Linked DNA regions of Homo sapiens: region 1 is linked to region 2. The links are chromatin loops, found by intact Hi-C in ENCODE. Cell type or tissue: PC-3. All regions are shown on one strand. Links, peaks and the distances in the headings refer to the core of each region. The heading gives the core; the rest is flanking DNA. Region 1 has its middle 27 kb from the start of MIR4433A. Region 2 holds the start of LINC00309 (long intergenic non-protein coding RNA 309).

The links. A loop is a pair of places that touch in the nucleus more often than their neighbours do. Peaks named below come from ENCODE experiments on the same cell type or tissue, not always from the same donor. Only the 100,000 strongest peaks of a DNase experiment are listed, where the experiment ranks them.
Region 1: a loop joins it to region 2, with 5 times the contacts of the local background. A loop is called at or near these places in 17 of 110 quality-filtered maps.

The regions. Positions count from the first base shown.
Region 1 is chr2:64,305,789-64,320,992 of GRCh38, forward strand. No RefSeq gene overlaps it. Among named protein-coding and RNA genes, the nearest start is that of MIR4433A, 27 kb to the right of the region's middle. In PC-3, for the core only: a CTCF peak has its summit at 6,759; a DNase peak (open chromatin) is centred at 6,733; H3K4me3 peaks cover 378 bases.
Region 2 is chr2:64,197,444-64,212,647 of GRCh38, forward strand. LINC00309 (long intergenic non-protein coding RNA 309) reads right to left here and starts at 8,042. Exons shown (of 6, transcript NR_033837.1): 1 at 5,847-8,042; 2 at 5,550-5,645; 3 at 3,785-3,915. RefSeq lists an enhancer at 6,807-7,136. In PC-3, for the core only: no CTCF peak of the experiment used is centred there; a DNase peak (open chromatin) is centred at 5,888; H3K4me3 peaks cover 1,791 bases; H3K27ac peaks cover 3,483 bases.

The sequences.
Region 1 (15,204 bases), core at 4,827-9,826, 110 kb after region 2:
AAAGATGCTTACATAATCACAAATGACCTAATCAAATTAGGATGTAACTATTTATATCCTAACAAATTAGGATATAATCAAATTAGGATGGAGTACAAGGAGGATGAATGGCTGTGATAGGGCATGAGAATGAAAGAGAACAAATCTCTTGCTTTTCATAGTGGAATAGCAGCATGATGTCAACCACTAAAGCAAACTATAAACAGACAAGAAACAACACAAATATGTTATTTAGAGACATAGCAATAAATCCCAAATAGCTAAAAAGAACTGAAAGTGACTTCTGTGGGGAAGGGAACAAAAGATTGCCTTCTAGGACTATTTGTCTCTTTTATTGATGAACATATATAAGAATAAAAGTGACCAACTGACTAGTAATAAAAAAAACTAAATAGAAAGTCTTTAAAAAGCCATTGGAGTGAAAAGCTCAAGAGATGGATTAAAATAAGAATAGACATAAGTCCCTATGGAGTTTTTTTGGTTCAATAAGTAAAGTAGGGAAAATTAGAATGAGATCATGTGGAGCAAGGATCTTGAGCAGAAAACCGAGGCCTGTTGTGCAGAGTAGGGAAATTTCTAAACCAGTTACCACTGCGCAGCTGCCTTCTACAGTCTGGCTAAAGTACCTAGAGGGAGGGAGGGAGGGAGAGCAACCAGTAGTGCCACCTTCTCTCCACCTTTGGAGAGGGACTTGATTTCCAGCACCACCTCTCTGCCCTGCCCACACCAACAATAACCATTAACATTAATGTTCCAAGCATTTTACATGTATTAATGTATTAGCATTTTATCCTCACAATCATAGTATAGGTTAAGTATTATTACTCTCATAATTAAAACTAAGGTCCACAGAATTAAGAAAGAAATTTTCTTAAGGGCACTATGCTGGGAAGCGGAAGATTTGGGATTTGAACCCAGGTGGTCTGTCTTCGGAGTTCACATTCTCAACTATTGTGCTACAATGCATCTTGCTACACACACACACACACACGCACATCCCTAAAGTCTTTGGTAAAATAGCAACGAGTTTATCTTTGAAAACAAGAATTCCTTCCATATCACAAATGAGAGTAAGCTGAAAGCAGAAGGAACAGAGGAATGCATAATTATCCATTGATTTCATGTATTCCCTACCTCATTTTCAAAAAAGGTATGAATCAGTTTCCAAAAATGTCATATATAGTAAGTAAAAAAAATGAGCAAAAATTTTAAAAATAGACTCAAAGTAAGTGGATAAATAAATGTGCCAAATGAAAAATTCAAGAAGGTTGCTGTATCTGAAAATAAAACCTGTATATGAGCTTCCTGGCAGCCAAGATAAAGAAAGAAATGTAAGTAATTGCACAACTCTCATTATAAAATAGGAGATAGTTGATTGAACGTTTATGTGATGTGCAAGTTAAGTGCATGATAGAGGAGGAATAGGAGGCAGAATATCATGTAATTAGTTATATATTGAGTTGCTGTGATTTTGGAGAAAGTTACCACTTTTCTTTCAATTATTACGAAAGTAAATTTGGAAGAGCCTCACATGGCCCTTATGTTTGTCTTGAAGATATGTGGACTGTTTCTAGGTTCACAACACCAAAATCACAATGCAGATTGCTGTCATGTCATTAGAGCCATCCTTACAATGAATCAAGCTAATGCCAGGTGAATAAGGAAACCAACCAGCAGAGGTCCAGGTGGGACATAAACCCAGACCTGGAAAAATTGAATGTAAATGTGTTTCCCATGCTCATGGGGCTTGTTGGCCAACTCCACTTCCTCTGCTGTGCAGAGGAATTGATCGTGCAGATTTTGTAAAGTGTGGTATTCTTAAGTCGAACTGGGATGGAGGCCAGCGGTATACTGGCAGCCAAACGTGCCAGACATCTGAGTTGAGAATAGAGTCCTTAAGGTGCTCCTGGGTTCTTGGGTGCTCTGGGAAGACAGCACCCACAGCCACAGTGATATTTAACAGAATAGAAGATAGCCGAGCAATGAGCAGCTAAAGCATTAATATTTGTGTTTTTCCTCTCTCATTGACCTGATAGTCCAAGTCTCCCAGACTATCAAAAAGACTTGGATATTAACAGGAATTCAAATAATCATTTGACATTACCTAGGTGGTACCTGATGGGGCTGAGCCACTTTTAGCACAAGTCATCACATTCTCCCCAGTGGCCCACCCTGTCTCTCTCTGCCTCAGCCAAACTTTGTGAAGGGGTTGTCGACACTTGCTGACCCTACTTCTTTATCTCTCATTTAATATTCCAGTGAAATTGCTCTTGGTAGAGTAGCTAGTGACCTTCTTGTTGCCAAGTGTGCACATCTCAGTCCTTGTCTTACTTGGTCTCTTTGCAGCAGAGGATTTACCTTTTCTTTGCAAACACTTGTTTCTCCTGGCTGCCACAACTCCACAATCTCATCATTTTTCTTCTCAGGCTCTTTCCCTGGGGCCTTGGGTTTTCATTGCCCTCCTCCTGCCTGGGAGTCTGGTGCCTGTGAGCTCTCCAAGGGGAGCACTAGTCTGTTTGCCCTCCAGAGTTTCTCCTAGTACCTAGCAAAATGCCGGACATGTAGGAGGTGATCAATAAACAATTTTGGAAGAATGAACAAATGTGAGTTTTATTCATATTTATTTTGGATTTATTATATGTCCTGACAACTACAAAAACAGGATTGGAGGTGGTTTACAGTGTTAGAATATATCTAAAAACATAACAAAAGCTTTTTTTTTTTGAGACAGAGTCTCGCACTGTCGCCAGGCTAGAGTGCAGTGGCGCCATCTCCGCTCACTGCAAGCTCTGACCTCCTGGGTTCAAGCAATTCTTCTGCCTCAGTCTCCTGAGTAGCTGGGATTACAGGCACAAGCCACCACACCCAGCTAATTTTTTTTTTTTTTTCTATTTTTAGTAGAGACGGAGTTTCACCACATTGGCCAGGCTGGTCTCCAACTCCTGATCTCGTCACCTGCCCGCCTCAGCCTCCCAAAGTGCTGGGATTACAGGCATGAGCCACTGCGCCTGGCCAACAAAAGCTTTAAAAAAGAGAAAAATAACAGAAACCAAATAAAAGTGAAATGAGATAAACACACCAGATTGCTGGGATGAATTAGTTGCTGCAATTGAACACTAAATTTAGTGCTGAGCTTCCTGGTAGGCAAAGCAAAATAAGCAATACATCAAGTTGTATAGTTCTCACTGGCAAATAAAAGGAAGCATAAATGTTTGCTTATGGATAGAAATATTTTCTAGCACTAAACATCAGTAGTTGTTTTATCATGTTTACCTTTAACAGAAGGTAACAAATGATAGTCAAAGATACTGCTCAATATCTTACTTTTTTTTTTTTTGGAGACAGAGTCTCACTCTGTCACCCAGGCTGGAGTGCAGTGGCATGATCTTGGCTCACTGCAACCTCCACCTCCTGGGTTCAAGCAGTTATCCTGCCTCAGCCTCCCGAGTAGCTGGGACTACAGGCACATGCCACCATGCCTGGCTAATTTTTTGTATTTTAGTAGAGACGGGGTTTCACTGTGTTGCCCAGGCTGGTCTTGAACTCCTGAGCTCAGGCAATCCACCCACCTCGGCCTCCCAAAGTGCTGGGATTACAGGCATGAGCTACCCCGCCTGGCCTCTTTATATTACCTTTTATATAATAAGTAGTATATTATAGGTACTATATACAAGATAATATACTGGGCAGTGTCTTAGACTATCATTTTCCAAAATATATGAATGCTTCTTCAAACTGTTCCTTTAGACACCTGGATGATACTAACAGAAGGGGTAAGTATTCCAAGACACATCATAGTTGTGTCATTAGGGAAATAGATTGGGATTAGGTGAAATAAACTTCTGGGTACCAGGCACCCAGAAGATACATGCATAAAATGATCCCAAACATCATGGCTGTCTTGCTCTTGCTGGAAAGCCTAAGTAAATTTGAGTGGAGCCTGAGGAAGACTACCTACACCTGTACTGATTTTCACAGGGAAGCACACACAGACATCCTCCTTCTGTTTTCCTCCAGAGATTTAACACTATGGATTCATAAAAGCCCCAACTTGGAAGCGGGGACAATCTGTATTCTAACAATCAGAGCCCCTGGGAACATGTGATGTTAAAGTCCCAAAGGGGAACGGGCACGGTGGCTCACGCCTGTAATCCCAGCAATTTGGGAGGCCCAGGTGGGTGGATCACGAGGTCAAGAGATCGAGACCATCCTGGTCAACATGGTGAAACCCCGTCTCTACTAATAATACAAAAATTAGCTGGGCATGGTGGCGTGCACCTGTAGTCCCAGCTACTTAGGAGGCTGAGGCAGAAGAATCGCTTGAACCCGGGAGGCAGAGGTTGCAGCGAGCCGAGATCATACCACTGCACTCCAGCCTGGCAACACAGCGAGACTCTGTTTCAAAAAAAAAAAAAAAAAAAAAAAGTCCCAAAGGGAGGCCAGGGAGGACTTCGGCTCATGCTTCCCTTTCCTACCATGTTTGGGTTACATCTAAAGAACCAAGACAACACAAACCATGTTCCAAAATGAGACCCACAGAGTCAGGAAAAAAACATTATTCTTAACCCCCTCTCCAAGATCCATATTAAAAATAGAGTTGAAAATGGGAGTGAAGGGACAAGGTTTCCAGGGAGGATTTTTGGAGAAGGCTCCAGTGCCTGTGCACACAGTGGGGAGAAATGGAGGATGCAGCTCATTCCTCTCACGATAGAGGGGCTTAAGGAGAACTTAATGTGTATCACCTTCAGTCTGGGGGCAGACTGGATTGGACCAGCCTTGAAAACCTCGAAGGTCTTCAGATGGAGGGGCGCAGACAGAGGGCTTTACTGGGCTAGGGGAAATGGGGAAAGGATGAAGGCAGGGACTTGGAAGCTGGCTCATTGAGTGCCCTGGGGGTAAAGGAACCTCAGCCAAGAGAAGCAGAGATGTTGCTGGATTTCCAGGAACCAAGGAAGCAGAGGCAGCTGCTGGGATTGCGATGCATCGACCTTTCACCTGCGACCCACAGGTGAGAGAACTCAGTGATGATGAAGGGGAGGGAGTTGCTGAGGAAGGTTGAACTTTAATAGCAGTTAAGTGCTGAGAAGGCCCACCCTGGAGCTTTCTTGCACCTTTCTCTAGTTCTCCTTCCTCTTCCTCCAACCCTGGGGCACTATAGTCAGCAGCTGAAGGGAGGAGAGGGCAAGGAGAGTCAGTCACAACCGCCCCACGCCCATAGTAGGCCTGAGTTGGGAGAAAGATGAGGACTCTAAATCCAGTTTTGAGTTTTTGTTATTCCACAGGAGTGGACATTTGATTTCTGAAAGGAGATTACATCTCATGGCTTCAGTGACTGTAGGACTCTTTTAGCTTAGAGGGACCAGAAAAGTCAGAGTCTGCCAGAATTTCCTCCCACAGCGCGCATTCAAGGGGATCCTGGAAGACCACACAAAGCTTCTGTGTTCTGCCAGCACGGGATAGCGGGACATGAGCAAGTCCAAGCCTGCCCCTGCCCTGGAGATGGGGCAATGAGGGCAGAGAGTCCACTGAGGGCAGGCTTGGGTGTGGAGCACCTTCAGAGAGGGGCCCTTCCCTAGAGACAGGGCAGGAAACCAGGCTCACTCTTTGGCACCCAGGAGTCCGGGGAGTGAGGGTGACGACAGCCACAGCGGAGAGGCTCCCGGCAGGATGGGGCCTGAGGAAGCCAGTGCATCTGCAAAGGCCTGCAGGTCAGGCCCAGCTCTCAGGGGCCCCGCCAGGGGAACCTCCTCCAGCAGATAACTTGAATGAAGGGCAGGCCAGACACCGAGGGAAGTTAGCCCAGTGAGGCGGCCCTTGTGCCCCAGGCTCAGGGAAGGAAGGTGAGTTCAGAATCAGAATCAAAAGACGGTGTAATTAGAAGCTGCAAGTGGATACACATGAGGGCGTAATACCTGCCGTCACGCAGCTGAGAGCGCTCGGGGCACTCTGGAAGAAAGCGCAAATTCAAAGTAATATTATCATCTTAATTATAATTAGAACCTGCAAGTGGAGTCTTGAAAGGCATTTATAGCATATCCTTACTTGTTTAGGTCAGCTTCCCAGAAAGAGGGGGAAAAATAGACTTGGACTTTTTTAATTTAGGCAAGAAATAGATCGGCCCATGCGTCAGGGCTGCTGTCTAGAGCCCCCTATGTGAGGGACGTCTTTTGGGGCTCAGTTTATTAAAGCTCTGCCTAGAGCCTAAAAGCTCAATATGGCAGAAAATAGGCTTTTTTTTTTGTAAGCTTTAGAGGGCTGCAAGCCAATTGGAAGCTTCCACCCGCTGTGAAGTAGTGAGACTGGTAAAATAGCTAGTAAATTACCCCTGACTCAGGGCCCATTGAGTGATAGGTCTGCAAAGCAGAGCACGAGGGGAGGACGGCCAACAAATATCCGGGGGAACCCCAGTTGTTCCTGGTTATCCCTTGGCTGATTGTCTGGACTGAGGATAATTCAGACTTGCTAAGCTTTTTCCTCTCACTTTCTACCCCTCTTAGAGGACAGGAGGCATCAGACAGGGGCCCGAGGGAGAAATGCTACCCCTTATTTAGCTGTTGTGGGAAGCTCTGGTGAAAACCCCATGAAAGCAAGTTGGGGCTGATGGTCACAATGAGGTCTCTGCTTCTATGGAATTCAGCCGCCCACGCTGCTCCCGTGCCCGGTCCCTGTGAACAATCCAGAAACAGCTGTGATTGGCAGAGCCACTGAAACCAGAGCTTCGTAGACGGGAGGAAAACAATCACGCCACTGTGTGGTGCAACTGGGTTTGCAGGCTCCCTGACAGATGAAGACAAATGTTGCATAACAGCTTATGAAAAATTGGCTTAAAAAAACTCTGCATACCTGGGTCATAGTCAATGAGAACTAATGTAGGTGCTTCTATCCCATCTCCTATTCCCAAAATTTAGGCACCCAATCTCCCTTGGTTTCCAAGGGCCCCTTTCATGCCCAGCTCTGCCCTGTCTCATGCTCGAAACCCATTTCTTGATCCCCTTTCCCTTCTCCACTCAGCTCCTACGTTCCAAACTTACCTACCCTTAGACCAATTCCTTAAGGACTCTGATAGTTTGACAATCAGCAGTTTGGGACTAACGTATCTCCTCTTCCAGATAACATTCGATCCTACCTGGAGCTTCACGGAGTTGTGCCCTCATCTAAAAGGAGGCTGTGGGGGAATGTTTGAGGCGCCGTCTGGCCCCGGGGGGAGACAGTTCAGTGTAGGGCGTCTCTCAACAGCACCAGATGCATACAAGTCTGAAGTCTTGGAGCATCAGGACTTTTTTTTTTTTTTTTCAATTTTGCTCTGAGCTTTTTGGCGACTATCCTTGCTCAAATAAGTTTTTCTCTAAGTTTCTAATTCATAGGTTTGTCATGATTCACATTTAAAACAAATTTTAATCATTCCCACCTCCCCTCCCCCCCCGCCCTTAAGTGTTGTAGCAGCTTTTCCCCTGGGTGGAAAGAAACCTGGAGTCTGTTCCAAAAACTTTGGAAAAGGAAGCCCGGATCTCTCCAGTGCTCACTATATACTTTCCATGCACGGGAGTGGTTTACTGTAGCAAAGAGTATTTTGTTATGCCTTCTGGGTAATTTTGTGCAAAAATTTACAATGTCAAGGGAACATGGTTATTAGGAGCAAACCGTACAACTCCTTATCTGTTTCTCCACAGGCGCTAGCCATGGGGTTCAGAGCCAAGTGCCAGCTCTTCCTGCTAAAAATGTTCTCAATTTGGTCTCCGCCAGCAGTGAGGACAGCAGTGTGAATGTGTGAATTCTTGCTCCAAACTGGCTAGAACCAAGTTTTGTAAATGTCATTTCTTGGGATGCTGTTTTATCTGAGAAATCACATTTCACCAGCAGCACTGAAACTAGCTGATGATGCCATAATAAGTTCTGACTCCTGCAGGGAGAAGCTCTTTGAGGCCCTTTTTCAATACAGCTGACATGTTTTTCATTTAAGAGCCTTTTTAGGACAAGTTTAAACTCTCACATCACTCTATAAATCTTATGAAATGAAAATCAAATTCAGTACAGTTACAAGCTGTTCAATTCTATCTCCTTTATAACATTTATAACTAATATAACAGAAAATTTAAAAACCCTCTTTTGTGCTTTCTACCAAGGCGGCAATATGGACTCAATATACACAAAATGTAGAACTGAAAATGAATTACATGTTTAAAATACAGATTTTTACACAACAAAACAACAGTCCTGGACCTCCTCCTCCTTAAAAATTAATGTCATAATCTCCAAAGCATTTTTGGTCATGCAAAGTCACTATCAGATAAACCTCAAATTCATAATTTCAAGATAAGAGACACTGCCTCAAAATGGAAGAAAATGTCTTCTTCTAGAATCATTAGGTATATTATTTTACTTGGTAGGTTACTTGAAGCCGGCAGTTAAACTGGTCCCTAGATATTTATTAACCTAAGAAAAGACACGGGAAAATGTACTTCATACAGTCTTCAAGCAGATACTCCACTGTTTTAAAATGAATTTCATTAAGGCTTATACTCAATACACCTACTATACATGTGTATTTAAAATATAGTTTTTCCACTAATTGCAAGATTTAGTGAAAATGTGGCTTTGGCAGGCAATGAATAATAAGTATGCTACATATTCAGTAAAGTTAAAGTTGGGCTTGAAAATAACCATTTATTTATTGTTCAGATTACAATAAAATCTTGTTTGCCTGGAACTCAGGCTACTAGGAATATCAAATAAGAGAAATGTTTTGGAAATGTTCTGCTTTTACAGTTGTTAGGATGTGACTAGTAACTAAGTTGATAAAGAGGTGTATGTAACTAATAAAAGCAAAAACTTCTAGGTTGCACATTAATAGCTGTGTAGCTTCACCCCAGGCTCTTCGCCATTTGAGGATATAGTCCTCTGTGCAGTTTCATGCTCATGGGAAGACCCTGGATGGTTCTGAAGGGTTGTGTGCACCCAGTGCCTAAGTACAACGCCCCCAGAGCAAAGAGGTAGAATATGGTAGTAGCTAAGTATGTGGACTCCAATGCCAGTCAGTCTGAGTTCAAAACCCAACCATACCACGTACTCACTGTGTGACTTTAGGCCACATTGTCAACCTCTTTAGCCTCAGTTTCCTTATTATGTAAATAAAGTTATATCATTGGATTGTGAAGACTATACTAGTGTAGAGTGTCTAGCAGCACGCAGGCACATAGAAGGCACTCAATAAATGTGAAGATTTTTATTCCCAAATGATCCTTTTCCAATGGGTCCCAAGCTTCAGTCTATATCTTAGTTTGACTAGAGATGTGATAGAACCATATTCAGGAGAATTACCAAGGAAACACCTGTCACCTTTCTATTACCCCAGGTGTAGCTCCTAAAATTCCATCACTTGAACAAGTGTAAACAGAGAATATATTTGGACATTAAACATAGTGTTACTATTAGCAGAAACAACATCTAACACCTTTCTGCAAGTGTTCCATGTTCTGTCTCAGGAGCCAGTTGGGATATGGGATTCTGGCCCATCTAAAACCCAGAATTCCCAAACGCCTGTTCTGAATGTCTCCAACCACCAGGATCACCAATCCACTTTGGCCCTCTACCAACTACAGATTTTCTCACTCCTCCTAATGATTGCGTACTCTTGATTTAAGAGAAGCAGTTCTCCTTTAATCCAAGCCAAGTTAGAGAAAGCATGAAAGAAACATTCACTTCTCTTCCCAACTTGGCTGTCAGGTTTTTGGGAGTTGGCCAGGAGGAAAGATGGTCCCACGAGGAACTGCAAAACCAAGTGTCAACTGCCTGGATGCCGCAGGCCATACACACTTCTGGGGTAATGCTTTTCTCTAACATTCAAGTGAAGTGGCAGGAACCCCCATCCCACATTTGGTGGAAGCCAGCATGTCTCTTCCCACAAAGTTTGCTGGAACTCTTGAGGACCTTCCCGTTCTCCTAGTCTCCTCTTGCTCAGATTTCTCCATTCCTCTGCACTCCTGAGTGAACCCCGTGTCTTTCCTTCTAAGACTGCTGTGTTCCTCATATTGCTTTGTCCCATGTTGGATGCTGCCCCAATTCCTTAGCTTTCTCCAAAGCACCATCCACACAAGGCTGGGCTGTGCAGCAGTGTTTGGAGCAAGCAAGGGGTTGTCTGCAGTACAGCTCAACACAGGGACAACAGTTGCCATTGATGAGAAAGCCCATCCATTATTCCTGCCCTGGGGACTGTCCTGCTGACTGTATTACCCCTTAGGCCCATCCTGATGCTGTTTTCTCAGGTCCCTTCTTCTCTCTCCAGGTCCTTCTCCCTTCTCTAAGAGCCAGTCTTCTCCCCCAAATCCTGATTTCTTTCTTGTGCATAGAATCTGGCTCTCCATAACCTTATGTCCCACTAAACTCAGGTCTACCTTTGCAGACCGACCAGCCCACCAAAGTGCTTTGCTGGGCAGAGGCTCCACAAATGCTTCTGCCCTTAAATTGCATAAAGATCTGACAGCAGCCTTGAAATTCATACATGGGACATTTGTTTTCCCCAGTCTCTGTAAGAGGGAGGAAGACTGTATATCTGCTAGGATAGAACATAGGTGTGGCTCAGAGTCACACAGACCCAAAATGACAGTGGCTTACATGAAGTGGAATTTTTATTTCTCTCACGCATAGATGTCTGAGCTGGAATTAGGGCACAGCTTCATGAAAGCATCCTCCGGGACCCAGTTTCCTTTTATGTTATTGCCGTACCCTCCCTAAGGTGTTGTCTTCATGATTCCAGATGTTTCACGGCCACACCCTGGGCCAGCCAGCAGGAGGGAGTAAAAGGCAATGCGGAGGGCATGCCCTTCCCTCGAGGGCATAGCCTGGAAGTTGCCTATATCACCCCCCTCGCATCCACTGGTCAAAACTTAATCACATGACTGCAATACAGGCTGTGAATTAGAGGCTTCAATTCAGGGGACCATGGGTCAAGCTAAAAGTCAGATCTACCATAGAACTGTACTGTCCAATAGAGTAGCCACTAGGACATATGGCCATTTACATTTGAATGAATTAAATGAAATTTAAAATTCAGTTCTTCAGTCAGCCTAGCCCCATTTTAAGTGCTCAATAGCCACATGTGGCTCATGATGACCACATTGGACATTATAGACATGGAACATTTTAATCTCAGAAAGTTTTACTGGGCAGTGCTGCTAAAGAAAAAGCATGAAATACTAGGTGCAATTGGCGGTCATTGTCACAGGCACTATAAAGGTTTATTCCTCCTCTTTTAAGAGTAAGTCTCTTGGAGTTGAGAATTTTTCCAGCCCAACAGTGTGACCTTGTGCAGCAGTTGCTCTCTTGAGTGTACCCTGCAGCTGCTCACCAGGCAGTGATCATGATTGAAGGGTATAGCACACACCTGGCACATACTAGAGAGTCAATAAATGTTGGCTCCCTCTCCCCGTGCCACCACCCCCCATACACACTCACAGCCTCCCTCCCCTTTATGGAACTTACAGAGTCCTCTGTCTCACCCTGAAGGTGAGACATTATTAATCCCCGCCCCCGCCCCCCCAACATCGCATCGCAGCAGAGAAACTGGGAGACTCAACCTTTCCAAGGTGAGGGAGTGAGGTGTATGCTGAGGTGGGATTTCAGCATGGTAAGTATCTGCTTTGATACAGTGGGAAGCCTGACAGTGACAAATGACCACCTTTCATGCCTTTTTAAGAATTTGGGGAAAGAAAAGGATCACATATGCTTGCACAAGAAAGGGAGGCTTGTTCTCTCCAGTGAAGCCAGCTCTCAGCCTGGAGTCATGTTAGTCTGGGACAGTGTTTGCTTAGGATCTCATGGGCCACCAGAGAACCCATACCAAATATTTTCTTCTAAAGAACTGCTGGATCCTGGGAGCTGGATCACTTTGTCTCCTTGACTTTCAGGTGCTCTGTGACTTTAGGCCTCCTCTCTGGTGACCAGAAAGCTATATCCTGTAACATTCTAGAGCCCCTAGATGGTGGTAGGAGAAGGCAACAAAGTGAGGGAAGAGACCAGGAGGCTCAATATGAGTCCCTCTCACATCAAAGAGTCTGTATTTGGGCTCTTGAGCAAGAGGGGAAAAGCATGAAGTTGCTAATTCTTAAACTGTGTGAAGACACACACCTGTTTGAGGATTTGAAAGAAGCTATAGACTGTCTCCCCCTTCTGAAAAAATGCAGATACATGCCAAGATATAAAAACATCTTAAAAGGCTCAAGGACTCACTTAAATTATGTTACCTTGGCTTGGAATCCCAAATAATCACTATGATTTTGTTAAGTTTTATAAGGTTTTATAAAGTTTATACATTATCAGGCTTGAAATCCTCCAGGGCCCTAAGCCCATAAAGGGACAGCTGTGGGTAGAGCTCAGTCATAAAGAAATATCACAGCATTTAGGTTCCATTTTGATTTTTTGGACTCTGGGGATGTAAGAAACACCTCCTGTAGGATAACTCCCCAGGGACGAAGGCAGCCACATTCATCTAATAACTGAAGGTTCAAAAATCACCCAGGAGCAAAAATTACTCAGATCTGAAGATAGAGAAATTAAAATGCATGAGAAATGAGACTACATGAAGCTCAACTTTCGAGTGAGAAAATAAAATTCCTGATCTGAAATCTCTTAGGGGAGGAGAGGAGAAGTCTTTGCTATATTATGAGAGCAAAAGATCATTACATGGTTGATGAGGGGCATCCCGAGGTCCCTTGGCTCAAGTGCAGAGAATGAAGTGTGAGTAAAGGGTGGAGTGAAGCATAGGGCAGGCCACAAATGCAGTGACTATATTATGATGTGTGCTTTGTCACTTGGCCTGTCATCAATGACACTTTTAGCTCTTCCTGCTTTTCTAAATCTGTAGCTCCTGGGGCAGCTGGTGTTCAAAGCCTTATAGAAACTCTGTTCCCCTAAATCAGTGGTTCTCATCCTTGTTTGCACATTAGAACCACCTGGAGACTTAAAATACTACTGTCTGCACATCACCATTTGATTGGTCTGTAGTGGGATCCAGGAATCCCTTGCAACAAAAGCTTCCCAGATGATTCTAATGCACAGCTATGGCTGAGAACCACTCCTTTACTGTTGTTAGAAATTATTGCAGGTATTCCGAGGATCTGTAGAGAATTTAGGTAGTTAATAATCAGAGAAAAGCTGAAAGGACTGTTTTTTTTAACAAACATGACAACCTTAGAGTTAGGAAAGCTGCATTGTCAAACAAGGTTGGCCAGGAAAATGGGTTTGTGGGTCTGGCATTTGTCCTCTTTTCATTCATTAAATAACAGAGCCTGATCGGCTTCAGTAATGAATGTGAACTTCTGTTAAATACTTAATAAGATGAGAGTTTCCAGAGAGAAGTAATCAAGAATGAGTTTAATACTATTCCAATTAGGTGCAGATTAAACAGTGTGCCACATAAAAATTCAAAGCCAACGGAGCTAAAGAAGAACTTGGAAGTTGCTTGTGGTTAGGATGGGAGTTGCTGACGGCAGGAGGGTCAACACTGTCAGCCACCACATTGCTCAGCAATAAGACCTGGTGATTATGCACTTTGATAGGGTTAGGTACTAATCCAATGATGTGTGAGTTAGCTGTCACCCTTCTTCCAACTATATTATTCTTGTTCTTAGGAAGCAGAGGTAAGGGTGACATTGGCGACTTTTCAGTCACATTCACAGAGCAGTCCGTGAGATGGATGTCTTAGTTTGGGTTCCCCAGAAGCATGCTCCACAACAAGGATTTGAGTACAAGAGTTCATTTGGAAGGTTACCCCAGGAAACATTAAGGGGGAAATGGGAAAGGAGACAGGGAAGGAAAGAAAGGCAATAAAGAGGGTGTTATTGGCCGGGCGCAGTGGCTTATGCCTGTAATCCCAGCTTTTTGGGAGGCTGAGGCAAGTGGGTCACTTGAGGTCAAGAGTTCGAAACCAGCCTGGCCAACATAGTGAAACCCTGCCTCTACTAAAATACAAAAAAAAATTTAGCTGGGTTTGGTGGTGTGCACCTGTAATCCCAGCTACTTGGGAGGCTGAGGCAGGAGAATCGCTTGAACCCTGGAGGCAGAGGTTGAAGTGAGCCGAGATTGCACCACTGCACTCCAGCCTGGTCGACAGAGTAAGATTCCATCTCAAAAAAAAAAAAGTGTGTTCTCAGTTATCTCTGAGGGCAACTGGGGGTTAGTCTTGCTGCGTAGACATGCCTCAGAGTCACCCAACAGAGACTGGGTCTTTATTCACCACGTCCCCATCAATCATGGGTTGAAGTCTGCTTCCAGGGCAGTAACCTTCCTTTTCTGGCTCCTAGGCCTGATGCACTTTCCCAGCCAGATAAAGGCTTGAAGAGACAGAGTGGCAGGTGTGGGAAATAAGCAGGCTTTGGAGTGTAGAAATGAAAACAGAGAATATGGGCAGGGCACTGACAGCGTCTGCCACAGTGGATAAATCCATTCATCCACCCATCCATCTGCCCATCCATCAGAATAATTATCAAGTGGCAGACACATTTTGGAATTATGGCTGGTCACATGTTCACAAAAACTCTTACGGATTTCTATACCGTGGACCAGCCCACTATATTTCTTTAAATCTGTCTGCCAATCAATCTCCCAGCCCATCCAATCTTTCTTTGAATCTAGGAGGTAACATTTTATTCAACTCTCAAAATTTATTATGCTTAAAATGACCTCCTTTCATCCCCCAACACCACTGCAATGCTAAAATCTCAAGTATAGGTTAGCAGGTAGGTTCCCATTGGGTCTAGCCTACCAGGGGTAAAGAGAGAAAAATTGCTTGAATGTGGTAAGATTCACGATAAAGGGAATGAAGTCACCTGACCCAGTCAGGGTTGGGTCTCCCGACACTTTTGCCATTAACTACTCTGCTTCTGTCAGCAAAGCCCTTGGCTGTGTTCTCCAGACCCAGCCCAAAGCATGCATTCTTTAACAGCTATTTGATCCTTATTTCTAATAATCAAAGAGATTCTTACCAGTGAGGAGCCAGAGTTGGGCCAGAGTCTAGGTTGTTATGGTTTGAATGTGTGTTCCCTCCCAAACTCATGTTGAAATTTAATTGCCATTGTGACAGTATTAAGAAGTGCTGAGGCTATGAGGGCTATGCCCTCATGCATGGATTAATGCCATTATCATGGGAGTGGATTCATTATTGTGGGAATGGGTTCCTTATAAAAGGACAAGTTTAGCCCCTTTTGTCTC
Region 2 (15,204 bases), core at 3,339-8,338:
TTGCCTTCAGAACCAAGGTTAGGGTCTGCAGACCACTCGGGACTAAATACTTAGTGTTTTACTTCAATTTTTAGCCACGACACAGAAGGTTGATTAGTTATTTTTCTCCCTTCTAGATTTAACTCCAAATAACTTGGGGTATTTAAAAAAATTAAATCTATTCATTTACTCCTTCATCCATAGATTCATTTTTTCAATAAGTACTCATTGAATGCCCCTGCATGTCAGGCTCTGTGTTAGAAGTTGAGGATTCTGTGATGCATAAGACAGATACAGTTCCTGCTCTCTTGGAGCTGATATAATAAGAAAGACAGACCAAAACCACCCCCGCCACAACATCTAACAAACAAATTAATAAAACACTTCAGAGTTGGGATAAGAGGTATGAAGGCAACAGATAAGGGACTGAGCTAGAGAAATAACAAGAAGAGAAATGTAGGCTGGGTTGGAATGGGAATGGTGACATTTAAGCACAAATTCAACCTTAAAGGAGGTATCTTTGCCACCACTGGGAGTGTTTACAGGAATAAACTTTAATTTTGAAGGACAAATTTCTCCATTGTGTAGATATCTTTCTTTCTTTGCAACTGAGACGGAGTCTCGCTCTGTCGCCCAGGCTAGAGTGCAGTGGTGCTATCTCGGCTCACTGCATGCTCCTCCTCCCGGGTTCATGCCATTCTCCTGCCTCAGCCACCTGAGTAGCTGGGACTACAGGCGCCCGCCACCATGCCTGGCTAATTTTTTGTATTTTTAGTAGAGACGGGGTTTCACTGTGTTAGCCAGGATGGCTAACCTCCTGACCTCGTGATCTGCCTGCCTCGGCCTCCCAAAGTGCTGGGATTACAGGTGTGAGCCACTGCGCCCGGCCTGGGGTGACATTTTGAAGCTATGTGAATTTCCTGTTTTCTGACAACATTTTAATGCCAAAAGATTTACCCAGTTTCATAGCGACTAAGTCACAGAACCGTGACTGTGGTAGGAAGCAATATCTCCTATTCTCAGTCTCATGCACTTCCACCCGGCCACACTTGTCCCATTCATAGTACATGGACATTTCAGGAGAGGTTTGGAGAAGTCAGGGTGCTAAGAAAATCTAGGTGCTATTTAGACCTTTATAGTTTATTAAATGAATTGAATAAGAAAAGTTTCATTAGAAGTTCTCATTTTGTGGGAAATAATTAGATTTCCCTTGATGTGGCTAAAGAATAAATGGCAATACTACTAGATAAGTAAATTATTGCTATTGTTACTCAAAAGAAACAGATGTATGGCCAAGTTTCCTGCCCCCAAATATTCTTAAAGAAGTTGGATCCTGTTTCCTTTGCTGTTTGTCACTTTGAATGCCAGTGTAGATGTACTGGATAAAGACTCCGCTGGGCATGAGTAAAAATATCTTTCTTTAGAATCATTAACCATAACTTTATATCAAGTGGATTAATGTTCACTTTTATTTTTTAAACCAGGCCAGATGTGGTGGCTCATGCCTGTAATCCCAGCACTTTGGGAGGCCAAGGTGGGTGGATCACTTGAGATCAGATCGAGACTAGCCCGGCCAACTTGGGGAAACCCTGTCTCTAATAAAAATACAAAAAATTAGTTGGGCTTGGTGGTGTGCACCTGTAGTCCCAGCTTCTCAGGAGGCTGAGGCACGAGAATTGCTTGAACCTGGGAGGTGGAGGTTGCAGTGAGCCGAGATCATGCCATTGCACTCCAGTCTGGGTGACAGAGCAAGACCTTGTCAAAAAAAGAAAAAAACCACACACACACGGTGGTGGCTTTTAGGTGAATCAAATCCCTTTTACTGAGACTTTCTAACCCTTAGGAGCTGTCCCAAAGACTTCCTGTGGCAATGTAGTCTGTGGGGTAATTGTATTAGGATAATAGGGTTGAAACATATCATAATTTAATGAGTTTGTGGTTTTCTTACTCCCAGAATTAAAAAGAACCTCTATGAATGTCAAATTTAGTAATTATCAAACTGAACAGACTTTGGCTCTATTTAACCAACGGGCACATAGTCTGTAGATAACAGCATGATTTGGTATTTATAAAGAGCCTATTCCCCCTGCTCCTACCCTTAGACACCAGAAATTCATTAAATGTAAAGCCTTACATAATTCTGTAAATAAACTCACTTATCTGGAATGTTCCTAGCCTCTAAATTAGGTATTAAAGAAGAGATATCATTCTTTTGGGACAGGCCTTCGGCTTTCCCTAAAATGTAGTGGCTAGGTATGGCCCAGAATACAAACTGGCTAGAGTTTGATGGAATTTAATGAATAACAACAACAACAATAATAAAACGCCAGGTCTCCTTGGTGTGAGAGCAATAAACAATTAAATTCTTGGGAAAGAGATGAAAATAGGATCTAGTCCTTAAGTGGCCTAAGGCCTAGCAGATTCCTTCTGGCCTTAGGTTACATACATTTGGGTTGATTTGGATTAGAAACATGAAAGTACAAATTTTGCCTTTAATTACATATTTTTTTCAGTAGTACTCTTGCTAAATGTCCAAAGAAATATAGAGCTAGACAATAATAATAGCTTAGATTCATGTCGCAAGTGTTTTACATGGATATCTTTTAACCCTCACAAATAACCCCAGAAGGGATACTATTATTATTTTCCCCTTTGAAAGATAAAGAAACTGGGATCCAGATATGCTAGGCAACATCCTGTAGAATAATCTGGCTGCAAACCCAAACAAACAGAATGACTGCAGAGTCTGAGATGATAAGGACAGGTAATACCATCTCCCAAACTCTGCTGCCTCTCCACTAAGGGGTAGCAGATTGATAGCAAGACCTTTTCATAGGAGGATCACTAAGTGCTTTGCTTGAATGTAATGATAACTTCCCCCAGCAATCCTTTGGTGTGGTTTATAGTTTTGTTTTGTTTTTGAGACAGAATCTCTCTCTGTCACCCAGGCTGGAGTGCAGTGGCGTGATCTCGGCTCACTGCAACCTCCACCTCCCATGTTCAAGCGATTCTCCTGCCTCAGCCTCCCAAGTAGCTGGGATTAAAGACATGCTCCACCACGCCCAGCTATTTTTTTTGTATTTTTTGTAGAGATGGGGTTTTGGTATGTTGGCCAGGGTGGTCTCAAACTCCTGGCCTCAAGTGATCTGCCTGCCTTGGCTTCCCAAAGTGCTGGGATTCCAGGTATGAGCCACCGTACCTGGCAGACTGGAGTGCAGTGATGCCATCTCGGCTCACTGCAACCTCTGTGTCCCAAGTTCAAGGGATTCTCATACCTCAGCCTCCCGAGTAGCTGGGATTACAGGTGTGAGCCACTGCACCCTGCCTGGTGTGGTTTAAAAACCAAGAACTAGGCTGGATGTGGTGGCTCATGTCTGTAATCCCAGCACTTTGGGAGGCCAAGGTGGGCGGATCACTTGAGGTCAGAAATTTGAGACCAGCCTAGCCAACATGAGGAAATCCTGTCTCTACTAAAAATACAAAAAAAAAAAAAAAAAAAAAAAAAAAAAAAAAAAAAAAAATTAGCTGGGCGTGGTGGTGAGCACCTGTAATCCCAGCTTCCTGGGAGGCTGAGGCAGGAGAGTCACTTGAACCCAGGAGGCAGAGGTAGCAGTGAGCCAAGATCACGCCACTGCACTCCAGCCTGGGTAACAGAGTGAGACTCCATCTAAAAACAAAACAAAACAAACGAACAAATGAACAAAACCAAGAACTGACTAGAGGCCCATCAAATGGAAAAATGATTTGTGTTAAGGCACTCCTTGCAAAACTGGCAGATAGGGGCAGAAAGAGAAGAGGCTCTTACCTTCACTTCTGGGACTTCGCCAATGGCCAGTGCTCTTCTGAACTCCACATAGTGAAAGACAAATAGCATTCTTTCCAGTCAGTGTGCTCATTTGCTACTCCTTCTGCATTTCTCCCTAGGGGCCAAAATTCCTGGCAAAGAAAAATAAAACCAGGATCATAGCCATAGAAATCAGATTATAAAATTGCTTCCTATCTGAATTCATATTCTAACCTTTCTTTAGTGCTTTCATAAACCCCTCCCAGACTGATAGAATTATCTTTTTTATGACTCATGGATATATTTTACTTTGCCATTTTTATCCTCTTTACTTTGAGGGAGAAGATCAGATGATGAAGAAGATTCACCCTGTAGTGCTACATAAGATTTTATTTTACCCTAACATGTGGACTATGGACCTAAAAAAAGAAATATGTTCAGCTTAGTATTATGTATAAGAAATACTTTTCAAAGTTTTACAAAAACATAATCCAATGATAAATTTTATTCATTTAAAAAGCATTTGTTGAATTCTTTCTAGGTGTCAAGCACTGCAGTAGATTCTGAAGATACAAAAATAAATAAAACATTCCTGCCCTCAAGACACTTACACTCTTATGTGTAACACTGTGTGACCATTCATCTGGGCCTTCCTGAGACAGTCTTGGTTTACACCTGTTTTCCCAATGTAAGTATAAATAGCAACCCCTTTCACTCTCAAGTGTTCCTTTTTAGATGATAAATTATATATACCCTAGTAATAATATTTCCCACTAGATGATGTTTTTAAAATACTTGTAATTCTTGGATATAAATAAAAAGTACAAACAGCGAAGGACCAAAAATGTACTTGACACTCTGTCTTCATTTTGGAATCACTATTTCTGTCACTGAGCGTCAGTTTAAGTCAGTTCATTGGGAAAATGTGAACTTGGTTCACATTATTTTTGTTGTGGTTTTACATTATTTTACAAAATGCAGCTGCTGTCCAATCTCTATAGGGAGGAAGAAATGAATGGCTAGAAAACTTAAGAAGATGAGAGAATACTGCAATAAATGGAGATCAGAGTATGTATCATATCATATACTCAACTCCAGTTTTGGTACAGGCCAAAGATGAATAGGGCACAGAGGTCTTTAAGGGCAAAAGCAGTGTCAGGTAGAGCAGCCAAAGCAATGGCTGAAGGCAGTTGTTGTCAAGGACCTCTGATCTTAGAACTCAATGTGGCATGTGGCTTTCCCTCAGACTCTGGTTTCTATTCCATTTCTAAAAACACCCAACTCAATGGTTTTTAAAACTATCCGCAATGTACTTTTGTGAAAGGTTGGTGTTTGCAGAACTTCTCATTACACATCATTCTATGTACTGTTGTCTGAATATGTATACGTATGTATTTTGATATTGAAGACAGACTATTTTTAGTTTCCTTTGGATATGTTTGGAGAAACTCCTAACTGTTGCTATGCTGCTATGGAAACGGTATCCACGTATACTGACATGTTTACAATTGCTTAAAACACTATAAACTTTCCAGGGCAAAGGCAAACAGCTTACTTCTATCAAAGTTGCTCCATGCTTTCCTTTTTTTATTAGTTTATTTATTACTCTCAGCCCCATGTTGGAATCTGTTTCATCTGTGCCTGCATTAAAGAGATTTTTTTTTTTTGCTGACCCACATATTCGTTTAATTGATTTCACATTCACAACTATAGTGGCGCTGAAAGCCAGTGAAAAATTTTCCCCGAAATAAAAAATATTCCTTGTTAGGAATTAAGAATTGAATACCTGCTATTTTCCCAGAAGAAAAATGGAAAGAATACTTCTTGAGAGTATGTTGACAGTCTGTCTAGAATTTTCAAGTGTAGGAGACTTTGAAAGTAGCTTAAATGTAACGATTGTAATTACTATTTGTGTATACAAAATGAATTTAAGGACTATTCTAATTGCTAGGAAACATGCAAACCTAAAAAGGAGGTTTATTGCTTTTTTTCAAGCATAGGAAAAACTAGGTGGCTGAGAATCTTTACAATTTTTGGAGAAAAGAATCTTAACAAAACCACAGGAATGAAAGTGAATAAGAACCTGTTTGTTTGAAGACATCAGAAAAGTGGTTTTTGTCAGGGCTGTTTTCTAGGAGTCAAAAAATATTTGAAAGTAGAATCTATAATTGTGACTCATACAGCAGTGGGTCCTGATTACATAAAAAAGGCACACACGCTCTAGTAGAGCATATTTTTTAATAGAATTTTAAACCCAGAGTACTTTCTCCTTTAAAATCTCTTTTCCAAAATTTGATACCTATTTTGCGTAAGTGTACAGTAAAACAAATTTAGGCTGTCATGATGGAGTCTACTTTCCTCTCTCTTCTACTGAAATCTCCTTTTTGTCATCTTCTTGAAATGGTCATTTTAAGTCACACATAAAAAAACAAAACAAAACAGCAAATAGAAGTTTTATGGGAATGGAAATGATTCACGGAGAGCTGGTTGCAGCAGGGAACTGGGCCTCGCTTGCATCTGGAGATCAGGGCTCTGTAGAGCCAGTACTTGCCCCTGACCCAGCCCCCTTTCCAGCAGTGTTTATATGCTTTCTCTGCTTCAGCTGATCAGAGGATATTCCATTCTAAGCCTTTCATGGGACAATGTTTATGTGATTTTTTTTTTCTTCTTCTTTGTGGGGAGGATTCCTCCCTGCCTCTTGGAGCTTAGCAGCACTAAGAAATGTCATCCTAAGGTCACATTTAGATTAAAACCCAGTAAAACCTGATGGACTTGTTATAGCAAGTGACTGTGAGGGACACTCACAGTATGATGACTGTGGCTTGCTAGTCTACCATGGGGACAGGAATGAGGGTGGGTCACAGGAGGTCCTAACGGGGAGGCAAATCTGCTTTAGCAGCAGCTCGTTTCAAGAGGCTGGGTGTTGCGGCATTAATTCTCCTGGGTTGGGAGCCTGGGCAGGGTGGGTGTCAAGTGGCTCTGGCAACTGGACCCCTTCGGGGTTGCCCTCAGGATCAGGATGAAAAGGGGGAAGTCAGGCTGGAGCAGCAGCGCGGTTCACGCAGAGAGCACCCCAGGCAGCCACGAACTGGCTTGCTCCGTTCAGATTTCTCTTAAACAGCAGTTTTCCGTTTCTGTTCTATGGCCTCTGAGGGAATTTCCCAAATTAACCTTCACTAAGCTTTCCTGAGGGACTGTTTTTGAGCGCTGATGGGGGAATTTCCCCCTTTTGACCACACTGTTGCCCGGAGACTTGTTGCTGCTCTTCATCTGGGGATTTTCTCACTGGCATTTTGCTACTTCCTGTTTCCCAAGAGTCTCTGCTCTCTGGGAACTGAAGATTTATCAAGAGAAGGGGACAAACAGCCTTTAGGAAAAAGGGGAGGAGGGTGTATTTAATACAGTGGTGCTTTTCTTCCCCTCCTTTAGTTCTTTGCTACAGTAACATTGGATTTGAAAATCAGGCCCAGGGAGCTTGCTGAGAGCTTCGGATTGATTACGCTAAACATTCCACAGGAACTTGAGTTGTACGGTGTAATCACAAATCACATAAATGATTGTTTTATTAGAATATCTATCCTCTATTTGGGATGGATAGAAACCCCTGTGTTAAAAGAAACCACTAAAGAAATCATTACTCCTTTTACTTAGTGAAAATGCACTACCACTTGTTGAATGTTTCCTGTGTGTCAGCCATGGCACTGGGGCTTTGCATACATTTCTCGTCTGATGCTAGCAACAACCTGGAGGAGTAGGGCTTATTCAGACTCATTTAATAGATGAGCGAACCAAGCCTCGAAGAGGCTCTGAGAGGTTAACTGACAACCACATTTTCCCGGCTGGTATTAAGCAAAGCTCCAATTCTGTGGATTCCTAAAGCCTATGCTCATATTTACTCAGCTATAAATTTGTATTGAACTGGGGATTTGTTTCATGGGTCTCTTAGGTGCTATTACCAGGAAAGCAGCAGGAGAGACCCCGAGAAGAAGCAGATCCCCAAAACCAGAGGTGAAAATATTTTAGGGAGCAGTATTGATAGTCCTTGGCTTAACCCTGTGCACTTGCCAGGCCCTTTTGCCATGTCACCTGGAAAAAGCTGCTGACTTGAAAGGTGACAGGAATAAATATATTTAAAAAGCTTCAATTGAACGAATTCATTAGTTCTTTCTCTTAGAGAAACTTTCCACCTAACCACTGCTGTCACCTTGCTACTTCCTACCCTAGCTTTGTACATTTTATCAAGGGTATTAGAAATAATTCCCCTGGGGACAGGTCCCAGAATCTCTCTGGCCCTGCTCTGTGGAAGTTGACATCTAGAGAAAATAATGTTCTGGAATTGCTCTACCTCCTTGACTCTTGATGCTCTTAAGCCAGATGAGTGTCTGTGCATGCATGTGTGCACGTGTGTCTGTGTTCTTGTGGTATGAGGTTCTTGGGGGATGGATTATTAGCCACAGTTGACCTTTGCAAAGTTCTCCAAGTATTAAATATTTTCACTTCCACTGGAGGAGTGATCAGCATACACGAGGGGGTGCTGGAAGCAGCTTGGGGAGTGACCTGGCTGTTCCTGGGAGTTCCTGAGGAAAGGGGGTGCAAAATCTGCATTGGTGCCCCCTGCTTCCTGCACACTTTGCAGCAGCTCTTCCTCTCCAGGGTTTGTCTAGGAGGGCTCCTAGCTGTATTGTCTTCATCCACATAGTGAACTCTGATAACCACCAAATGTTGAGAGTTGACTAGTTGCCTAATAGTTTACCTGCATTGACTTAACTTGATCCTCACCCATGAAGGTAGGCAAAATGATTCCGTTTAAAACAAAACAAAACAAAAACAGTGAGAAGACCAAGGCCCTGGAAGGTTAAAATGGCCCAAACCTACCGGCCGGGCGCGGTGGCTCACGCCTATAATCCCAGCACTTTGGGAGGCCGAGGCGGGCGGATCACGAGGTCAGGAGATCGAGACCTTCCTGGCTAACACAGTGAAACCCCGTCTCTACTAAAAATACAAAAAATTAGCCGGGCGTGGTGGCGGGCGCCTGTAGTCCCAGCTACCCGTGAGGCTGAGGCAGGAGAATGGCGTGAACCTGGGAGGTGGAGCTTGCAGTGAGCCGAGATCACGCCACTGCACTCCAGCCTGGGTGACAGAGTGAGACTCCGTCTTGAAAAAACAAACAAACAAACAAACAAACAAAAAATGGCCCAAACTACCTAACTAGTAAGTCAAGGGGTTGAGATTCAAATATTGGTGGGTCTGATTCATAGCTGTAGCTTTATTATGGCCAGGGGTGGGTGAGTGGAGTAAATCTTATTTATTTTTTAATCACTAGGAAACTATATCCTAGCCTTGAAGTTGCAAATATACAGGCTGTTATCATTTCAAATAATCAGGTGGTAGAAAGAGAGCAAGATTCTAATCAGCACAATGCCCAGGCCAGGGAAGGAACGTGGCGCGACCCAGAGGACCCTGGCTTGACCAAAAGTGGTATTTGGAAAAGGGGGCACCGATCCTCTTTTGTGCTAAAGGGGACATGGTTTTCTTATCTTCACTGTTTCCAAGGCATCTTCTTAGTGGTGGCTCTGCAACTAGAGAGGGCTAAACAAGCAACGCCAGGTTTAGGCTTTCATCCCATTGTGCTTGAGAAAAAAACAAGTCTTCCCAAATCTAGTACTTTACAACACTTCATAATTAAGCAGCCAAGAATCTGTCTTTCAGTGTTTGTGCCCAGTCACTGGTACACATTATAATCAAAATCCCTTTTCCCTTCAAAGCAGAGCATCACTGCCTTTCCCACTATTCTCCTGCAGAAGAGCAGGGGAAGGAAGCACCAGGGTCCATCATGGAGGTAAGAGAAAAGTTCTGCTTCCCATGCCCACTATGATGTATGCCTCTCATGTATCACATGGGGTCCAGGCTGAAAGATGTAATGTGCAAGAACCTCGAGAAAAGCACAGCTGTGTCTTGGTGGAAAGAAAGGCACTTCTATCAGGAGTCTGTCCAAGTTCTAATCGTTACCCTTCTCTCCAAGTGCCACATCTTAATCAATTTCAATCCCTTGAATGTTGTCCCTGTTCATTTTGTGCTGCTATAACAGAATACCTGAGACTGGGTATTTTATAAAGAACAGGTTTCTTTCAGTTCTGGAGGCTGGGAAGTACAGGGTCAGGGGCCTGCACCGGGCAAGAGCCTGTGTTTTGTGTTATCCTATAGCAGAAGGCAGAAGAGCAAGACAGTGTGAGAAGGAGAGAGGGTGAGGAAGGGGGCCTGTCTCTTAAAGTCATCTCTTAAAGATCTCACTCCTCAATGCTGTTGGGTAGGGGATTAAGTTTCCAACACATGAACTTTATGGGACACGTTCAAACCATAACAAACATAAAAATCAAACCAAACCATACAAAAATACTCTGAAAATATTTTTTCTTTTCAAATTAGAAATGACATCATGTAGGTTTCTTCATGGCCTATGGAAAATGGTGTGGTGGCACATCCTGGTATATGGGAGTTTGGCAACAAACAGAATTACCCTCTTCAAATTCTATCAGACCACAGGTAGATTAGGGGAATTTTCTAGTTCATTGCTACCTGTGTACCAAGAACAACTGGTTCAGAGGGCTCTGGCTTGGTGTGACAGGGGAAACCCATACTGCTAAAATAAGCTCTTACTGCATGAAATCTGGCTCTAGAAAAATCTTGCACTACTACTGACTCAAAATTTATTTATTTATTTATTTATTAGAGACAGACTTTCACTCCATCGCCCAGGCTGAAGTGCAGTGGCACCATCTTGGCTCACTTCAACCTCTGCCTCCGGGGTTCAAGCGAGTTTCCTGCCTCAGCCTCTTGAGTAGCTGGGACTACAGGCACCCGCCACCATGCCCAGCTAATTTTTCTATTTTTAGTAGAGTCAGGTTTCACCATATTGTCCAGGCTGGTCTCGAACTCCAGACCTCAAGTGATCTGCCTGCCTGGGCCTCCCAAATTGCTGGAATTATAGGTGTGAGCCACTGTGCCCAGGCTCTGACCCAAAATTTATCATCACTTTCTTCAATTTCTATTCCTATGGATCAAAATGTAAGATGGAGCCAAATGTCCAGTGGCAAGTTAACGTATTATTTGAACTTAATACAATTCTTGATTGCTTCATTCCTTAATTTTTCTTAAAAGACAAAATATTTCATTCTTTTAAATAGTTCTTGTTCTTAACCCTGATGGTCATGGGCAAAGATCCTTATTTTCCAGTGGATGAGAGGGAACCCTTTATATTTTTGATCATAGATATGGTTTATGTGCTCATCCACACTCTTGCTCCCCGTATCCATCAACTCTTTGACTGTGTTGTTGCAGGTGCATTGGGTTGTTTGGTCCTGGAACTTCTCCAACTTGCAGGTCACCAGGGCCTGAGGATGCAGCTTTCCCTGCAGTACTTTTTCTGCTGCATGGAGGCATTGTTGCCCCCATGGTAGCCAGCGCTGCATGGGAGCAGGAGGCCCTGCATCCTCCTCATGTTCTGTCTTTCTGCCACATCCTAGACCCAACCCTGCGCAGTACCTGTCTCTCCAGTGCCCAGATGAACTCAGGAGGGCATGCCTCCCCCTTCATCGGCACTTCCTGGGCCATCACTGTCATTGCAGGTCTCAAAACTAGTGTTCTTAACCATTCTGCTATATTATATTACAATTGGAATGTTGCTAACACAGACATAAGTTTCACACAGAGATTAGCAATACATTCTTTTCCATAGTATATTAAACATAATTTCAACATTTATTCTTGCACAAGGAAACTACTTATACAGCTAGGTGAGGAATGATCTGTGTCAGTGAAAGGCATAAGATAGAACATGTTCTTTTTACTTAGAGATGATCTTTACTATGATTGTGGGTGCAATAAATGTTATCTCTTTTGGAGGATATTTTCAGAGCTATTTAAATTAAATCAGATTTTTAAAATGCAAGTTTCAGGATATTACCAGTGATTTAGATACCATGATATGGCTTAGGTATAGTTTGAATAAAGAGCAAAATAGCAAAAAATTCCTGCTGTTCTCACCTCTCCAAAAAAGAAAAGTCTTAAAAACAAACAAACACACATGCACCTTTGGGTTTGAAGTTAGCCTTTGTTATTAGCACAAAACACCAAAATTACAGTCAAAATTAGTCACTGGAGTTATATCTGACTTTTAAGACATGCTTCCTCCTCTGTCTTTATCTTCCTCACACCCACAGCACCCACATACCAACTCACTGCCTTTCCCCATCGTACAGTATTATTGGAAGTAAGACATTGGATGCTAAGAGCTGCAAGGTCTTGGGTATAAGTGGCAAAGGTTGCTGTGCTTATGCTTCACAAGGTGCTCTTGCTGAGATAAATGGTAGCATTTTGAGAAGGATGGGAGTGAAGATCCTAAAACATATATCAATTTGAGAAGGCCTCTTTTGCTCTTTTCTTTCTTTCTCTTTCTTTCTTTCTTTCTTTCTTTCTTTCTTTCTTTCTTTCTTTCTTTCTTTCTTTCTTTCTTTCGTTCTTTCTTTCTTTCTTTCTTTTTCTTTCCTTCCTTCCTTCTTTCTTTTTCTTCTTTCTTTCTTTTTCTTTCTTTCTCTCTCTCTCTCTTCTTTTCTTTCTTCTTTCTTTTTTTCCGAGATGAAATCTCGATCTGTCACCCAGGCTGGAGTCCAGTGGCATTCTCAGCTCACTGCAACCTCCACCTTCCAGGTTCAAGCGATTCTCCTGACTCAGCCTCCCGAGTAGCTGGGATTACAGGCGCATGCCAAGACGCCTGGCTAATTTTTGTGTTTTTAGTAGAGACAAGGTTTCACCATGTTGGCCAGGCTGGTCTCAAACTCCTGACCTCAAGTGATCTGCCCTCCTCGGCCTCCCAAAGTGTTGGGATTACAGGCGTGAGCCACTGTGTCTGGCCTGCACAGTTTCTTCTATAATGGAGATGATATTATAATCTCTAAAAAGACCTTGTACAGAAAAGAAAATTCATAGTTTGTTAATTCCATTGTAAATTGTTAATTTTCCAATAATGTTCTAGTAATTACATAGTATTTAGTAGACACTTATTAGACATGTTTGCCTGTCTGAAAAAATAGGACATTCATTTAGCAAGTATTAATTTTACATACTAATGCCTAACAAAAACACTTAAGAAAAATGGGGCTACAGCCCCAATTCTTTGCATCTCCTTTTGAAAGCAGAATTTTTCTAAATGGTTATCGATATTTGCTGCCTCTAATTTCTCTCTTTTTATCACCTCTTAATCTTTCTTCAGACAAGTTTTTCTCCCATGAATCCTCTACTGAAGCTTGTCTTTTCAAAGTCACCAATGACTTACACTTTTCTTTTGTTTTTTTGAGACAGATTCTCATTCTGTCACCCAGGCTGGACTGCAGTGGCACGATCTCGGCTCACTGCAACTTCCACCTCCCGGGTTCAGGTGATTCTCCTGCCTCAGCCTCCCAAGAAGCTCGGATTACAGGCATGCGCCACCACGCCCAGCTAATTTTTGTATGTTTTTGTAGACAGGGTTTCACCATATTGGCCAGGCTGGTCTCAAACTCCTGGCCTCAAGCAATCTGCCTACCTTGGCCTCCCAAAGGGCTGGGAGTTCAGGTGTGAGCCACTGTGCCTGGCCTGACCTACACTTTTCTAAGCCCATTGCTCGCTTCTCAGGCAACATCTGAGGTGTGTGTCAGTAGCATCCGACACAGTGATGACTGACTTGTCTCTGAAACAGCTTCTTTACTTGGCTTCCAGCACACACCCTTTCTTTATTTTCCTCCTCCTCACTTCCTTCTGAGACTCCTTTGCTGGTCCCGCCTTTTCCCTCTGACCTCATAATCTTAGTCCTGTTCTCTTCCTTACTCACCTTCTTGGTGATCTCACCTGGTTTCATAGCCTTAAATATCATCAGAAGCTGCCAAATGTGCACCTCCAGCTCAGATTTCTCTCCTGAACTCCAGAGCTTTATCCAGCTGCCTGCTTCATATATCAAACTTAACAAGTCCAAACTTGGACTTCTGTTCTTCCCTTTGAAGTTGGCTCCACTCCCAGTCTGCACCCCATCCGTCGATGGTGACTCTATTCAAAACCTTTCGAGTCTTTCTGGACTCCTCTTTCTTTTTTTCTTTTTTCACATCCGAATCTTGTTGGCTTCCTCTTCAAAATATATCCCACATCCAACCACTTCTCACTACCTCCGCTGCTACCAATCTGTTCCAAGCCATTGTCATCTCTCTCTTGGATGATCACATTCACTTCCTCACAAGTCTCTCCACTTCTACCCTTGCCACACTGTGGGATTTGGTCAGAGAGATGCTTCAGATGTGTAGGTTCATCGTATCACGCCTCTGCTGGAAAACTCACAATAGTGCCCTCTTTCATTCAGAGTAAATACAAGTCCTTACAAAGGCCTACACCACTCAGATGACCAACTCTTCATTACCTCTTTGGCTTCATCTCCTGCTAACCTCACCTTCACTCATTCCATGCCAGCCACACTGGTCTCCTGACTGTTCCTCAAACACTCCAGCTATGTCTGTTCCTCAAATGCCCCAGCTATGTCTGTTCCCTCAGACGGGGATACTTTCCCCCACAGCACATGACCCACCCCTCATCCTCATCACCTGTTCACTCAGTTCTCACCTTCTCAGCAAGGCCTCCCCTGCTGCCTAGCTGAAACTGAACTTGCCTTCCCTCTCCACAGCTGGCACTCCTGATGCCTTACCCTGGTCTAACATTTCCTTTTCCCAAAGCATTTATCGCATGTAATATCCTACTGAAATTACTTACTTATTGTGTTTATAGTTTGTTTTATGTCTTCTACCTAGAATGTAACCTCTATAAAGACAGAGATCTTTTGTTGTTGTTGTTCACTGATGTATTCTAAGCACCAGATCAATGTCTGCCACATGGTAGGAAATCAGTAAATATGCTTGAATAAATGAAAGTTCAGAACTTCAGAGACAGGAACGACAAAAATGAGAAAAGTCTATAAAAATCATATCTGTGGGCCCAGCATGCGGGCTCATGCCTATAATCCCTGTGCTTTGGGAGCCCGAGACAGGAAGATTGCTTGAGTCCAGGAATTTGAGACCAGCCTGGGCAACATAGTGAGACCTCATCTCTACCAAAAAATAAAATTAAATTAAAATAAAATAAATTAAAATACAAAAGTTAGCTGGGCTTTGTGGCATAGCATTGTAGTCTTAGCTACTTGAGAGGCTGAGGTGGTAGGATTGCTTAAGCCCAGGAGTTTGTGGTTAGAGGGAACTATGATTGTGTCACTGTACTCCAGCCTGAGCAACAGCAAGAACTTGTGTCAAAAAAACCGCACTCCCCCCAAAAAAAAACAAAACAAAACACATCATATCTGTGTTGATTCAGTGAATTTAAAAGGAATTTTTTCACTTACTTCCTGATAACAGAAATAAGCATATGACTTT